2 separate regions of the Homo sapiens genome follow, and region 2 is linked to region 1. A link is a loop called in an ENCODE intact Hi-C map of the cell type or tissue named here. Cell type or tissue: psoas muscle. All regions are shown on one strand.

Region 1 (8,000 bases):
CCAGGTGGATAGTCTGGGGATCCCCCGTTCTCTGCAGGTGAGGAAGTCCCTGTAGGGTAGAGAGGTGGGGAGGGTGTGAGGCCCTGGAGGCCAGGCCCTGGCCAGGTGGCCTTGCACAGCCGGGCAGAGGCAGGGCAGGGCTGTGGAGGGCAGAGCCTTGGTCACTCCTCCTCACCCTAGCCTGCTGCACACCTACAAGGTGAGGATAGAGAAGGTAGGGCCTGCAGTGGCCGTGTATGAGGCCAGATGGCACAGCCTGGGCCTGGCATGGAGCAGGCACTTGGTTAGATGGGAGAACCTTCCCCTTGTCCTGCATCCTCTCCAGAGCCCAGGACAGGGGCCCCAGAACCTCAGGGCAAGGGGCCCTGCCTGAAGGTGCATGGCCACCCCCTGCTGCCCACAGGTGCTTGGCAGTGGCGTCTGCAGTACCTCAGGACCTCTGATGGCACCTGTCCTGGGGAGAGGGGCCAGTGTCTGGCAGGTCGCAGCCAAACACATCCATCCACACCGTCGAGGTACATCTGCCCACGCAAAAGCCTGTGCCCACTTCTCGGGGCCTCAGTTTCCCCCGTGCCATGGAGCGCATTGGCCTTGTTGCTGTCCCTCTGAGGGACCCTGGGGAATAGAGGTGGCCTGGGGCAGGGCGGCGCCTCTTGCTGCTCACATCTCCCAGCCCTTGTGGCTCCTTCCCTGGCAGGCCCAGAACTTCTGCAGTAGAACAGGGACCTCCTGGAACATCCGGAAGTCAGGTGAGGGCAGTGAACTAGGAGCAGGGATTACTTCTGTTGTCAGAAACCTGGTGATGCTCCTGCATGTGGCATGGTGTGGGGCTGACTTTATGAGTGGAGGCGGAGCAGGGGCTGCAAGGAGGGGTTGTCATCTTGCCCCTGTGGGTGACCCTTAGAGGGTCACACAGCTTGGTCTCCCCAGGCCCAGGGTAGAGGGAGCAGCCGAAGTGGGGGCCCTGCCCTCAGGCTGTTGCTGTTTGGACGTTGGAGCCAGACAGACCTGCCTTTATGGCCACTCCTCACCAGACGCCCACCGTGTGGCCTCTCTAAGTCACCTCTTCTCCCGCATGCTTGATACAACAGATAAGTGAACCTCCCCTACTCCCTTGTGGAGTCACTGAGAGGGTGGACAGGGGTGGTCTGGGGCTGAGGGTGGTGTTCTCTTGGGAGCTGTGCACTTCCAGATGGCCCCATCTAATCTCCACGCGCCAGGCACTGCTATGGCATGACGCTGATAACCCGGGGAGGTTTGTCTGTAATCTCCACTTTACATATGTCCAGAGAGGTGAAGCCACTTGCCTGAGGGCACACAGCTAGGAAGGGGCAGAGTTGCAGTTGAGCCCAGGCCTTGGCTCCAGAGTGAGTGCTCACAGGTGACCTGCTGACTGGCTCTCTGAGATGGTAACTGCAGAACGGCCACCTGTGGGACTCCACAGCAGAGAAGCCATCAGGCCACAGGGAGAGCCGGTCACTGGGGCCTGCGCAGTCAGGCAGCCTCTCTGAACTGGTGAAAGGCAAGACGACGTAGTAGCTAGGACAGTCACAGGGAAGAGCATTTCAGGCAGAGGGAAGGGCATGTGTGAAGGCCCTGCGGTGGGAAAGCAGGTGTCTCATTCAGAGAAGGGCTCACTCAAGGGTCGGGGGCTCTAGTTGGGGGTGAGTGGGAGGAGATAGGGCAGAGCTGCCACGGCCAGTGAGAGTTGTGTTCTAGTCTGGGGGTGCCTCTCTTTACCTGTGGTGTAGCCTCAGGTCAGTGGCTGAATTCTGGTCAGTTTCAGTTTCCTTGCCCCTGCCTGGGGGCTGCTATGAGGCTGGAGTATGTGGAGGACACCCCAGGACACCCCGTGCTGAGAGCCGGGACAGGCGGGCTTATCGTGGGTTGCCAGTGGCCGCCGAGAGCCTCTGTTTGTTGTGGTGATGGTTGCCACAACGGCTGCACCTGGGCAGCCCTGGGCTGCCTGGCCATCTGGGCCCAGCTCTGACGTCTGCAGCAGCCTGAGGCCTGTTTCTAGGCTGTCTCCATGACGGCCTCACCCACTCCCTCTGACAGCTGGGTGGCTTCCCCATGGAGCCTGTGGCCCTCCTGATGCAGGCTTGGTGTCCCCAACAGGCCGGTGGATGCAGAGGCCAGTCCATATACCACCCAGGCCTGCGAGGAGCGTGGTCCCCACCCATCCAGCCCATATGTGCAAGTGCCCTTGACAGGTGGGGAAACTGAGGCTTGGTGAAGGGGGGGCCACATGATACAACATTCCCAAATCCCAAGGCATGAGGTGGGTGGCAGGCTGGGGCCAGAGGGACCAAGAGCAGAGAGAGTGCAGGGAGGGTGTGGCGTGGACCCCACAGGGAAAGGGTGGGACTCAAGGGGCTGGGGGCAAGGTCAAGGCCCAGGGTCTCTGTGCAGAGCTTTAATTTTTAACAGAAAATATTTTATATTCTGGTTACGAAAAGCCTGACATCAGGAATAAAAGCTACCTATAATTCTCATTACTTAGGGCAGTTTTTTTTTTCACCTCTGCAGAGAGGCTGGTCATATCCATGGTGACCATTTATGGGCCACAACAGGTCCCCATCTGCGCAGTGAACCCTGTGCTGAGCACCTTGCAGACGTGATCTTGCTTCGTCCTGCAGCACTGTGCGGGGCAGGTGGGTGGCATTTCTGCCTCGAGCTGTTTTGTACATGAGGAACCCAAGGTGCAGAGGAGGGCACCATGCCAGGGTCGCAGAGCTGGAGTTTACCACGGCTGCGCCACTCCAAGCCCAGAGCCTCAGAAGTTCAGAGACTTTGGCCCAGAGGCAGGATAGAAGTGGCCTCAGAAGCTGCTGGCCCTGTGTGCCATGGTTTTTCCTGTTAGAATGTGCTGAGCCTCTGCATCTCCAGACTCTGTTGCCGTTTCTTGTTGAGCACGAGACTTGGGCCCCTCCTTCCGCCTCAGGGAGGGCTCCCTGTGGCAGGGGTGCTGTGAGCCATGGCCTGGCCTGTTGGGGTCTGCGAGTCAATAAACTCAGGAGTGACTCCTGGCCAGACCCCTGACTTGCTGTGCAGCCTGGGGCAAGTGGCTTCACCTCTCTGAGCCTGTTCCCCAAGTAAAGTGAGGTTGGGAGCCCCTCCCTGTAGGGCTGTGGGAGTATCTGGAGTCACAGATGAGAAGGGCCCTGCCTGTGGCCGGTGCTGTGGCTGTGACAGACTCGCAGTGAGACCCATGCGGTCCCTGACAGCCAGGGTGTTGCTGCATCTTAAAATGAGATAAAAACGCTGCGCACAGGAGTAGTGACTAGGCGATTGATTCATGGGGTGAGCAGTTAGCAGGCAGGCACCCAGTGCATGTGGCGGCAGCTGCTGCTGCTGCTGCTGCTGCTGCTTCTGTCTGTGGACGCTGTTGTTTCCTGAAGCCTCTGGGGCCTGGCAGCGGGGTCCCCGGGGTGGCTTTGGTGGAAAGGCTGCAGGTATCTGCTTGCCTGGCTCCTGCACTCTGCCCACCTGCCCCAGGATGGACCCTGGGACCCCTGTCCCTGCCAAGGCTATTCTGTTTCCTGTTGTTCTGGCCTTGTCTTCCCAGTAGCGGTAACCACCCTTCGCCCTCCATCTGGGCTGGGTTGGCTGCTGGGCCCCGGTGCGTGGCTCTGAGATGGGGCCACAAGTCTGTGTTGCACCGTGGCCAAGGCTGGATCTGAACCTGGCTTGGAGGCGGCTTCAGAGACTGGGGTCTTCTTGGCAGGCGGCAGCAGGGCCATGGGCAGTTTCTAAGCCCCAGTACCAGCAGCCAGGGTGAGCCAGCAGCAGGGAGTGGCGGGTGGTGGGTGAGGGCCAAGATGTGGCAGGATCATGCTTGGGAAATGATGAGGCAGAAGCTCCCACAAGGGCAGGCATGTGGCCAGCATGTCTGTACTGGGTGGTCTCCGGGAGCCGTGTCACTCCCAGCCCTGCTGCCTGATGGTGCCAGAGCACCAGGTGACCCTGGCATCTCTGATCCTTGCTTCTCCTGCCTGTGGAATGGCGGCTATGCCTTATTCAAAGGGCGGCCCTGACTACAGGGAGCTCTCTCTGCATGCCAGCCCCACTGTGCCTGGAGCCCCAGAAATGCTGACCCTCCGTTAGTACCAGCTGAGTGCTGTGCACCTGGCCAGGCTCTTGTAGCCAGCCTGAGAGGTGTGGACACTGGGGCCTCTCGCCTGTCCCTAGGGGTGGAGTGAGGAAGGTACTGCCCCGGGACTCTGGCCTGCCTGGTGCAGGGGAGGGGAGAGAGCCAGCGCTTTTCAGGGGAGGGAGAGAAACGGGCATCGGGTGTCGGCCTCCAGGGTGAGCAGGGCCCAGCAGAGCTAGCCTGGAGGGCAGCCCGGGCTGGAGTCCCCGCCTGCTCCACCGCCTGTTGCCCTTTCTGGGGGCCTGGCCTTCCTCATCTTGGATGCAGTATGAGCCCCATCCTGCTACCTGCAGCTAATGAAGCCCCTGTACAGTGGCTGCTGCAGGTGCTGGCTGGACCCCCGCTGGGCCCCTTCTCACCCCACATCCCATTGACTAGTCAGGCAGGGCAGTGAGGACACCTCACAGATGGGGAAACTGAGGCCCAGGGAGGTACTCAAGATGTGCCCAGTGGGCAGGGCTGAGATAAGGCCCTGGAGTCCAGCCTCCAGGCCTGGGTCTGTCCTGCTCTGCTCCCCTGCAGGGCTGGTGGGCCTCCTTCCCCCTTTGAAGGCCTAACGGCCTGGCTTGGAGAGAGGGGGCTCCCGGCATGGGTGATGGCAGAGGCTGGCACCCTTGTGGGCCAGGGCCTGATGGCTCATGGGAGTGCAGGGGACATTGATGTCAAGGGATAGGCCAGACGCCTCACCTTCTCTCCATTCTAGGAAAATCCAAGAGGAAGAAGGATCTACGGATATCCTGCATGTCCAAGCCACCCGCACCCAACCCCACGTGAGTCTGCCTCAGTTTCTCCCTGGCTCACCCTGGAGAGGCTTCCCGAACAGGGCTCAATGGAAGGAGTGAGAGGCAGGTGGGGCCAGCCCTGCTTTACCTCGTCCTGTCCTGGGCAGCCCCTGCTGTGCATACAGCCAGGTGACGGCTGCTGGGGGTTCATGCAGCACCATTTGCTCTGCTCTGCTCACTTCTCACCCTGTCTTGGAGGCTCGATGAGGCCGTGCCCAGCTCAGTGTAGATGCTCAGCAGCCAGTGAGAGGAGGTGGCCGGAGAAGGCGCCTCCGGGGCAGGAGGCACCTCGTCCCCACGCCAGGCCCCACACTGGCCCATCTACTGCTGCACTTGGGGAAGGGTGTGGTTCTCTCTGAAGCTCACGGAGTCTTCTTTCTCCACAGACCCCCCCGGAACCTGGACTCCCGGACCTTCATCACCATTGGAGACAGAGTAGGTGCCAGCCGCCACCCCTGCAGGGCCTCTCACTTCACCTGACGAGCGGGTAGAGCTGACCCTGCAGGGCCACTTTGGGGGGAGGTGACTGAGGGGTCAGAGAGGGTCAGGCTCTGGAGAAGAGCCTCGTCCTGCGCTGCTGGCTGTGTGGCCCTGGGCCACCCACTCTTTGACCCTCCTGGTGGGAATGAGGACCATCGGCTGCCTGACTGGAGCTTGGCGAGCCCAGAGCTGGTAGGAAGGTTTCTGAGCTGAGAGCAAGGCCCTGCACCTCATCCTAGCCCTAGGGGAGAGTATTGAACATGCAGGCTCCTAGGCCGCCCTGGACCCGCTGGATCACTCCCTCAGGCCAGCACCTGGGCAACCTGCATTTTATGCTTCCAGAAGCCTCGGAAGGGCACTAGCCATTCAGAATCCTGGCTCAGGGACCGTGCTATGCCCCGTTCCTCCCAACAGAAACCCTACTCCCAGGCCAGGTGCAGTGGCTCACACCTGTAATCCCCACACTTTGGGAGGCCGTGGCAGGAGGATCACTTGAGCCTCGGAGCTCGGGACCAGGCCTGGGCAACATGGCGAAACCCTGTCTGTACAAAAATACAGAAAATTAGTCAGCGTGGTGGTGCGTGCCTGTGGCCCCAGCTACTTGAGAGTATGAGGTAGGAGGATTGCTTGAACCCAGGAGGTGGATGTTGCAGTGAGCCATGATCGTACCACTGCCCTCCAGCTTGGGTGACGGAGTGAGACCCCGTTTCAAAAAAAAAAAAAAAAAAGAGCTGGGCACGGTGGCTCACGCCTGTAAGCCCAGCACTTTGGGAGGCTGAGGCGGGTAGATCACCTGAGGTCAGGAGTTCAAGACCAGCCTAGCTAACGTGGTGAAACCCTGTCTCTACTAAAATACAAAAATTAGCCCGGTGTGGTGGCAGGCGCCTATAATCCCAGCTATTCAGGAGGCTGAGACAGGAGAATCGCTTGAACCCAGGAGGTGGAGGTTGCAGTGAGCCAAGATTACCCCATTGCATTCCAGCCTGGGTGACGAGAGTGACACTCTGTCTAAAAAAAATAAACCCCATTCCCTAGGCCTGTCCTTGACGATACTCCCTCCAGGCTGTCGCACTCCCTGACACTCACCATCTGCTGTCCTGTTCATCTACTTGCTTACTCCTTTTTGTGTCCCTCCCAAGAGAGGGAAACATCTGTGAAGGCAATACTTTTGTTTTGTTGTCACTGTGTCCCCAGTGCCTAAAACACATTGTGGATGCTTGGTAAACAGTTTCTGAATGAGTGACTCATTCTAGCCAGCTGAGTGGGGTCGGGAAAAGAGGGACAGGGCACCTCTTTCTCAGAGCTGTACCTGCTGGCGGGGCATTTTGTCTCAGTCACACTCCATAGCAGCCTTGGGGTGTTGGCACTGTGCCTGTTTTATAGAGGGCATCGTGAGGCTCAGAGAGGTTAAGTGACTTGCTGAGGGTCACACAGCAGGGAGCGGTGGATATGAGGTTTGAGCCCAGATCTAATCAGCTGGTCCTCTTCATGCTGCCCAGGTATCTCCACTGGGCATGGGGTGAGGACTGGCTTCCAGCTTGCTGGCCACTGACTCTCTTTTCCATCCTTCAAGAACTTTGAGGTGGAGGCTGATGACTTGGTGACCATCTCAGAACTGGGCCGTGGAGCCTATGGGGTGGTAGAGAAGGTGCGGCACGCCCAGAGCGGCACCATCATGGCCGTGAAGGTGAGCAGGGCCTGGAGGCAGCTGGGAGGGCTCCCTGGAGGAGGCGGGCTGAGCTCTGCCATGGGGCCCTGCCTATCCCTCTCAGTGATCAGTACCGAGGCTAGGCTTTTTGGGGCACACTGGGCAGTGGCCCCCTGAGCTCCTGGCCCTCCTGTCATGAGTGTGGGTGTTGGCCTCTGCCACGGCAACCTCTGAATGGCAGTCCTTCCCTGCAGCGGATCCGGGCCACCGTGAACTCACAGGAGCAGAAGCGGCTGCTCATGGACCTGGACATCAACATGCGCACGGTCGACTGTTTCTACACTGTCACCTTCTACGGGGCACTATTCAGAGAGGTGCGTCCTTGCATGATGCAGCTGGGGATCTCCACCTCCCACCCATCAGTCGCCTGCAACCCACTGTCACTCAGTCCCTCCAGTACGCCAGGTGCTGGGGACACCTGGCATACTGGCAGGAGGCTCCCCCGTCTCTTGGCTGTTACTGTCCTGCTCAGTGCCTCAGTTTCCTTGTCAGTCAAATGAGGCCGGTGGTTGTGGGTGCCTCCTAAAGTTGACACGGAAGGTAAACGACATGGCCTGGGGCCTGGCATTCAGCTGCACTCAGTTCTGTCTGTGTGACCATTCGCATCCCCATGGCATACAGGGCGTGGGAATGGCATATGGGGCGTGGGGTGCCCAAGCAGGCAACGGCCATGGAGATATGAGATCTGGATTCTGGGTTCTAGGTTTGTGGACAGGATGGGGTGTGTGCTGAGAGAGTGACTGAGGCTGGAAGAGTGGAGCTGCCTTCCGCCAAGCCGGGTGGGTGTGGGTGAGCAGGGAGGCCGGGAGCCTAGGCGATGCTGGGCTCATACTGGTCACTTGCCCCTCAAAGAGCTGTGGCAGGGTCAGGGCATCTG
Region 2 (8,000 bases), 910 kb after region 1:
GAAGTAAGGAGTTCAAGATTACAGTGAGCTGTGATCACATATCTCTAAAAAAATTTTTTTTTTAAGATGGAGTCTCGCTCTGTCGCCCAGGCTGTAGTGCAATGGTGCAATCACAGCTCACTGCAGCCTCAACTTCCCTGGCTCAGGTGATCCTGCCACCTCAGCCTCCTGAGTAACTGGGACTACAGGTGAGCAACAACACACCCAGCTAATTTATTTATTTATTTATTTATTTATTTATTTATTTATTTATTTAATTTATTTATTTTTTGAGAAGGAGTCTTGCTGTCACCCAGGCTGGATTGCAATGGCACACAATCTTGACTTACTGCAACCACCACTTCCCAGGTTCAAGCAATTCTCTTGCCTCAGCCTCCTTAGTAGCTGGGATGAAAAGTGTATGCCACCATGCCTGGCTAATGTTTGTATTTTTAGTAGAGACGGGGTTTCGCCATGTTGGCCAGGCTGGTCTCAGACTCCTGACCTCAGGTGATCCACCTGCCTTGGCCTCCCAAAGTGCCGGGATTACAGGTGTGAGCTACCGCGCGTGGCCTGATTTTTTGTATTTTTAGTAGAGACAGGGTTTTGCCATGTTCTCCCAAAGTACTGGAATTACAGGTGTGAGCCACTGTGCTTGGCCCCTGTACAATTTTAAAATTTAAAAAAAAATTAAAAATACCTGGAGTTCTGGCCTTGAAAATCCCATCCTTGTGGGCGCTCCTTCCAGTCTTGAGGAGTGAACCTGGCCATCAGTGATTCTGAAGAAGCAATGGCCACAGAGAACCCCAGCACAGCAAACTGAGAAACTGCCATTTTTGTTGTATTTTATTATTTCCTCTAGAGATGGGGGGGGGGGTCTCAACATATTGCCCAGGCTGGTCTTGAACTCCTGGACTCAAGCAATCCTCCTGCCTCAGCCTCCCATAGTGCTGTATTACAGGTGTGAGCCCCCTTGCCTGGCCTGGCCATCTATATTTCTTTTGTTTGTTTGTTTTTCATTTTTGAGACAGAGTCCCACTCTGTCTTCCAGGCTGGAGTGCAATGGTGTCATCTCAGCTTACTGCAACCTCTGCCTCCTGGGCTCAAGCCATTCTCCTGCCTCAGCCTCCCAAGTAGCTGGGATTACAGGTGCCCGACACCACGCCCAGCTAATTTTTGTGTTTTTAGTAGAGACGGGGTTTCACCATATTGGCCAGGCTGGTCTTGAACTCCTGACCTCAGGTGATCCACCCGTCCTGGCCTCCCAGAGTGCTGGGATTACAGGTGTAAGCCACCACACTCGGCCTTTTTTTCCCAATGTTTTTTTTTTTTTTTTTTTCTCAGAGACCTTTGTTCTGAGATCTTTATTTCTTCTCCCTGTTCTTTTTCCTTGTCTAGTCTACCTCACAAATCATTTCATGATTAATTTTCCTAAAGCAAAGGGCAAATATTTATTAAGCATTTGCCATTATTTGTACTCAGTATTTGGTAATGGCAGGAATGTTTGAAGAAAGTTAATATGATAGTAATATGGAGCAATGTGAAGTTAAGAAGAGAGGGAGATGGCAACCAATCAAAAGACTATATCAGGCCGGGCTTTATTCATCCTGTTCAGAGGTGGTCACAGCTTCCCAATGCCTACAAAATAAAGGCCAAATTCCTGAGCCTAATATCCAAGACCGTCCATTCTATCCTCAACATACCTTTCTGATCTCTTCATTACTTCTTCCCATTAAAAGCCTCCAATTCAGCCAATTTTTTTTTTTTTTTTGACATGGGGGTCTCGCTGTGTCTCCCAGGGTGGAATGCATGACACCACCATAGCTCACTGCAGTCTCAAAACTCCTGGGCTCATGTGGTCCTCAGCTTCCTAAGTAGCTGCAACTACAGGTGTGCACCACCACATGCAGCTTCAGCCTGGCTTTCGCATGTGTGCGTACCTCTGTTCACAGTTACTTCTCCTGTCTCCTTAAATCTTGCTTCCTTTATTTATTGATTGATTGAATGATTTATTGAGACGGAGTTTTGCTCTTGTTGCCCAGGCTAGAGTGCAGTGGCGCAATCTCAGCTCACTGCAAGCTCCGCCTCCTGGGTTCACGCCATTCTCCTGCCTCAGCCTCCCCAGGACTACAGGTGCCTGCCACCACACCCAGCTAACTTTATTGTATTTTTAGTAGAGACGGGGTTTCACCATCTTGGCCATGCTGGTCTTGAACCCCTGACCTCGTGATTCACCCGCCTCGGCCTCCCAAAGTGCTGGGATTACAGGCTTGAGCCCCTGTGCCCGACAAGGGGTGCGTGTTTTTTAAAACATGGGAGAGGGAATTGTGCTTCAGAATCACCACCAGCTGTTGCAACATCGGGTGCCACTCCATCCCGCTTCTGAGGCACGACGGAGCACTTTGGGAGGCCGAGGCGGGTGGATTACCTGAGGTCAGGAGTTCGAGACCAGCCTGACCAAAATGGTGAAACCTGGTCTCTACTAAAAACACAAAAAATTAGCCAGACGTGGTGGCGCATGCCAGTAATGCCATCCATCTACTTGGGAGGCTGAGGCAGGAGAATCGCTTGAACCCCAGAGGCGAGGTTGTGGTGAGCCGAGATCGTGCCATTGCACTCCAGCCTGGGAAACGAGCGAAATTCCGTCTCAGGAAAAAAAAAATTTTTTTTAAAGGAAAAAAAACCCCTCTTTTTCTAGCCGGAAATACCCTCTTTCAGGAAGGCGCGCCTGTGCCGCATACGCACACTCAGTTACTTAGCAAAGTCTGGGCTAAACCACCCAAGGCGGAGCCCAGGAACAACAGAGCCACCGCATCCCCCACCAATCAGCGCCGACCTCGCCTTCGCAGGCCTAACCAATCAGTGCTGGTGCTGCAAGAAAGTTTCCAGAGCTTTCGAGGAAGGTTTCTTTAACTCGAATTCATCCGCCCAATAATTTTCTTATATTTTCCTAAAGAAGAGAAGTGCATAGAGGAGAAGGGACATAATTTGTTAGGATCCTTTCTTACGCTATGGGAATTTGGGGCTCAGTTGAAAAGCCTGAACTGCGTCTGGGGATGTTGGGCGCGGCGAACTACTTTCAGTGGCGCACGGAGACGGTGTCTATGTAAGAAGTGATAACGCAACACACCTTGCACAAATTTGCGCTCTGCCAAACCAGAGCATTCAGGCACGACTGGCTTTGTTGGGTGAGGTTGTTGTGGTGTTCCTGTGGCTGGACGTGATTCGCAGCATCCTCGTATCCGCTAACAGGTACTGGCCCACAGCCGTAAAGACCTGCGGGGGCGTGAGAGGGGGGAATGGGTGAGGTCAAGCTGGAGGCTTCTTGGGGTTGGGTGGGCCGCTGAGGGGAGGGGAGGGCGAGGTGACGCGACACCCGGCCTTTCTGGGAGAGTGGGCCTTGTTGACCTAAGGGGGGCGAGGGCAGTTGGCACGCGCACGCGCCGACAGAAACTAACAGACATTAACCAACAGCGATTCCGTCGCGTTTACTTGGGAGGAAGGCGGAAAAGAGGTAGTTTGTGTGGCTTCTGGAAACCCTAAATTTGGAATCCCAGTATGAGAATGGTGTCCCTTCTTGTGTTTCAATGGGATTTTTACTTCGCGAGTCTTGTGGGTTCGGTTTTGTTTTCAGTTTACCTAACACCGTGCTTAGGTTTGAGGCAGGTTGGAGTTCGGTCAGGGGAGTTTGAATATCCAGAACAGGTAGTGGAGAAAGTTGTGGACGCTTGGTTAGAGAGCGCTCTGGATTCTCCACTGTTGACATTGAAACCTTGAGTGACGAATTTTGTATTAAGTGACTTAGCCTCATAAAAATCAGGGGAGGTTTGCGGAATGTTACCATGTTTAAGGCATTTTGAAGGAGTAGTTGCTAACTTTGAAGCATATTAGATGTAAAAGCAAGAAATACAATGATCCTGAGATGACACGCTTATGTTTTACTTTTAATCTAGGTCAAAATGCGGATCTTCGTGAAAACCCTTACCGGCAAGATCATCACCCTTGAAGTGGAGCCCAGTGCCACTATCGAAAATGTCAAAGCCAAAATCCAAGATAAAGAAGGCAATCCCTGTGACCAGCAGAGGCTCATCTTTGCAGGCAAGCAGCGGGAAGATGGCCGCAGTCTTTCTGACTACAACATCCAGAAAGAGTCGACCCTGCATCTGGTCCTGCGTCGGAGAGGTGGTATGCAGATCTTCGTGAAGACCCTGACCGGCAAGACCATCACCCTGGAAGTGGAGCCCAGTGACACCATCGAAAATGTGAAGGCCAAGATCCAAGATAAAGAAGGCATCCCCCCCGACCAGCAGAGGCTCATCTTTGCAGGCAAGCAGCTGGAAGATGGCCGCAGTCTTTCTGACTACAACATCCAGAAAGAGTCGACCCTGCATCTGGTCCTGCGTCTGAGAGGTGGTATGCAGATCTTCGTGAAGACCCTGACCGGCAAGACCATCACCCTGGAAGTGGAGCCCAGTGACACCATCGAAAATGTGAAGGCCAAGATCCAAGATAAAGAAGGCATCCCCCCGATCAGCAGAGGCTCATCTTTGCAGGCAAGCAGCTGGAAGATGGCGGTACTCTTTCTGACTACAACATCCAGAAGGAGTCGACCCTGCACCTGGTCCTGCGTCTGAGAGGTGGTATGAAGATCTTCGTGAAGACCCTGACTGGAAAGACCATCACCCTGGAGGTGGAGCCCAGTGACACCATCGAAAATGTGAAAGCCAAGATCCAGGATGAAGAAGGCATCCCCCCCGATCAGCAGAGGCTCATCTTTGCAGGCAAGAAGTTGGAAGATGGCCGCACTCTTTCTGACTACAGCATCCAGAAAGAGTCGACCCTGCACCTGGTCCTGCGCCTGAGGGGTGGCTGTTAATTCTTCAGTCTTGCATTAGCAGTGCCCACTGATGGCATTACTCTGCACTATAGCCATTTGCCCCAACTTAGGTTTAGAAATTACAAGTTTCAGTAATAGCTGAACCTGTTCAAAATGTTAATAAAGGTTTCGTTGAATGGTAGCATACTTGGTGTTTTGTCATGATATTCTCTAGTGATGTGTGGGTACACTTAAAACTGGTGAAAATGTCTAGGGAGGGATTTAATTTTGAGATTGGTAATGTGCCCAAAGTTAAGTCACTTGACTCTGGTATACACTTGGGTGGGCTGAGGGGTAAGAGCCTTCTTTGCTGTAAGTCATTACAAGTTAGGATCCTGGACTAATGGCAAACTTTCTGAAGCTCGAATTTAAAGTCTGTTGGGAGTCCGAGGTGGGCGGATCACGAGGTCAAGAGATCAAGACCCTCCTGGCCAACATAGTGAAATCCTCTCTCTACTAAAAAAAATTAGCTGGATGTGATGTCGCCTGCCTGTAGTCCCAGCTACTCAGGAGGCTGAGGCAGGAGAATCAGTTGAACCTGGGAGGCAGAGGTTGCAATGAGCTGAGATGGTGCCACTGCACCCCAGCCTGGTGACAGAGCAAGACTCCATCTCAAAAAGTTGGATATGCAGGCTTTTTTAAAGATGGTCTTGCTCTGTAGTCCAGACTGGTATACAGTGGCACAATGACAGCTCACCGTATCATTCTTGGGCTCAAGTGACTGCAGGGATTTTCTTTACAAATATGCCTGCCTAGGCCTAATCAAAGATTGCTGGAGAAATAGTTTTGATTGAGGCTGCCTGAATAGTGGTAACGTAACTGCTTTCAATTCTGCAATTATTGGGTGACTATGAGCTGTGTGTTTATTGCTCTGTAGTGTAGTAACACCGAAGTGTTTAACCTGGGTGGTAGTATGGGACCGTAATCTTGTCTGTTTGCTGTATATGTTTTAAATGATGAGCCAAGAAGCAGCTAATTACTGAGTATGGAAGACTACTGGCTGAGGAGAAAGATGGCTTGCAGGTACTTAATGTTTAAAACTGTATCCTGATCTAAGACAATCTTCCTGGTCTTGATGAGTTAGGTGGCAAATTAAAGTGGTTCCTCACACAGTTGGTTTTTGTTTTTGTTTTTGTTTTTTTTGAGACAGAGTCTCACTCTTTTGCCCCAGGCTGGAATGCAGTGGTGCGATCTCAGCTCACTGCAAACTCCGCCTCCCAGGTTGAAGCAAGTCTCCTGCCTCAGCCCCCCACGTAGCTGGGACTACAGGGGCCCACCAGCTAATTTTTGTATTTTCAGTAGAGATGGGGTTTTACCATATTGACCAAGCTGGTCTCAAAAGTCCTGGCCTCAAGTGATCCACCCACCTTGGCCTCCCAAAGTGCTGGGATTACAGGCATGAGCCACCACTCCGGGCCACGCTGTTGTTTCTTAATGTCTAACAGCTTAACTTTATTGTGAAAGACTGCAGCAACAAATGAGATTTTATCTGTATTTGGTAAAAATGCTTATCCTTGTCTAAGTCTGGCAACATAAGCAGTTTTTAGGCTTCTATCCCAATGGACATTAGGCAGTAATACATGCGCAGTGCTAATAGAAAATATTTGAGGGAGTAAGGGTGTACTAAGGAAGTTCTCAAATCTTCCTGCTTCACTATCTTCTGTAATACAACTTCAGTAAATGTGATTCTCATCTTGGCACAAAATTGGGAGTAGTGTGGGGAGCCCTGTTTAATTTTTTTTTTCAGGTTTATAGTAGGGAAATAATGTTTTCTGGTACTAAAACTGGCGTGGTAAGTGCATACTTAGGGTAAGGACTTTAAATCACTGGCCAGTTAATCTCTAGTTGGTGGTTTAGCATGCAAGAAGTACCCATGGGTATATTACACAAATGCGGGAATAGCATATCTAGAAATAAGCCTTTGATATTCATAGTGTACCTGAGAATGGTTTCACACATAATTTTAGGTAATCTGCCTTAGTCACTCTGGTTTTACGGATCTTTGCCCACAGTTCCTGGTTCATAACTTCTATAGCCCTTGTTATAGTCATGTTGGGTGTGTTAGGCCACAGGAAACTCACTTAACTTCTGCCCTTTTACCTTCCCTAAGACAGGACTCATAATCTTCCCCTACCTTTCTGAGTCCTGAGACCCCCATTTCAGAGAGGGTTCTGTCCTGTACCCTGGGGAAAGGAATGCTGTCATCGTGAAGCCTCCTTAGAAAACCAAGAGGACTGAGTTTGGATATCTGAACACATGGAGGTTCCTGGAGGATGGCACACCCAAGTAAGGCATTAAAGCTTTGCACCCCTTCCCCCATACCTTGTCCTATGCATCTCTTCATCTGAGTCCTTTGTAATATCTTTATAATAAACCAGTAAACGTGGCCAGGCGTGGTGGCTTATGCCTATAATCCCAGCACTTTGGGAGGTGGAGGTGGGTGGATCACTTGAGGCTAGAGCTTGAGGCCAGACTGGGCAATGGGCTCTTTACAAAAAAAAAAAAATTAAAATGGGCATGGTGGCATATACCTGTAGTCCTAGCTACTTGGGAAGCTGAGGTGGAAGGATTGCTTGAGTCCAGGAGTTCCAGGCCAGCCTAGCACAGCAAGATCTTGTCACTAAAAACCTAGCTCTTCAAACCTGGAAAATTAAAACGTTTCACTGAATACCTAAAAACTATTATCTGGGGCAATAGGGCTTAAAATATTGTGCTGTCATTTCTCCCAAAGTGTCACTGTCTGACAATATAGGCTCATAGGTCTGTAGTCTGGTGAATCCTTCAGAAGAAGATTCAGCTGTTGCTCTTTAGTTCTCTTTTGGAATATTTTATTTTCCATAGAGATCCCCCTCTAAGTAATTCATGGATCTCAGCAAATTCACTCTGCACACAAATGAATCTGAGCAATTTTGAGACAGAGTCTTGCTCTGTAGCCTAAGCCAGACTGCAGTGGCACAATCTTGGCTCACTGCAACCTCTGCCTCCCAGGTTCAAGCGATTCTTGGGCCTCAGCCTCCTGAGTAGCTGGGATTACAAGAGTGGTCACCACACCCAGCTAATTTTTGTATTTTTAGTAGAGACGGAGTTTCACCATGTTGGCCAGGCTAGTCTTGAACTCCTGACTTCAGGCGATCTGCCCGCCTTG

Evidence for each region. A loop is a pair of places that touch in the nucleus more often than their neighbours do. Peaks named below come from ENCODE experiments on the same cell type or tissue, not always from the same donor. Only the 100,000 strongest peaks of a DNase experiment are listed, where the experiment ranks them.
Region 2: it touches region 1 in a loop (15-fold over the local background); 2 of 110 quality-filtered maps call a loop at or near these places.

Annotation. Positions count from the first base shown.
Region 1 is chr17:21,293,557-21,301,556 of GRCh38, forward strand. MAP2K3 (mitogen-activated protein kinase kinase 3) reads left to right here. Exons shown (of 12, transcript NM_145109.3): 2 at 4,857-4,923; 3 at 5,322-5,370; 4 at 6,989-7,102; 5 at 7,318-7,437. Among named protein-coding and RNA genes, the nearest start is that of MAP2K3, 13 kb to the left of the region's middle. RefSeq lists enhancers at 3,177-3,716, 3,877-4,378, 4,379-4,878. In psoas muscle, a CTCF peak has its summit at 4,188; DNase peaks (open chromatin) are centred at 1,933, 3,859 and 4,245; H3K27ac peaks cover 3,897 bases.
Region 2 is chr17:22,200,155-22,208,154 of GRCh38, forward strand. It overlaps the pseudogene UBBP4. Among named protein-coding and RNA genes, the nearest start is that of LINC02002, 62 kb to the right of the region's middle. In psoas muscle, no CTCF peak of the experiment used is centred here; no DNase peak of the experiment used is centred here.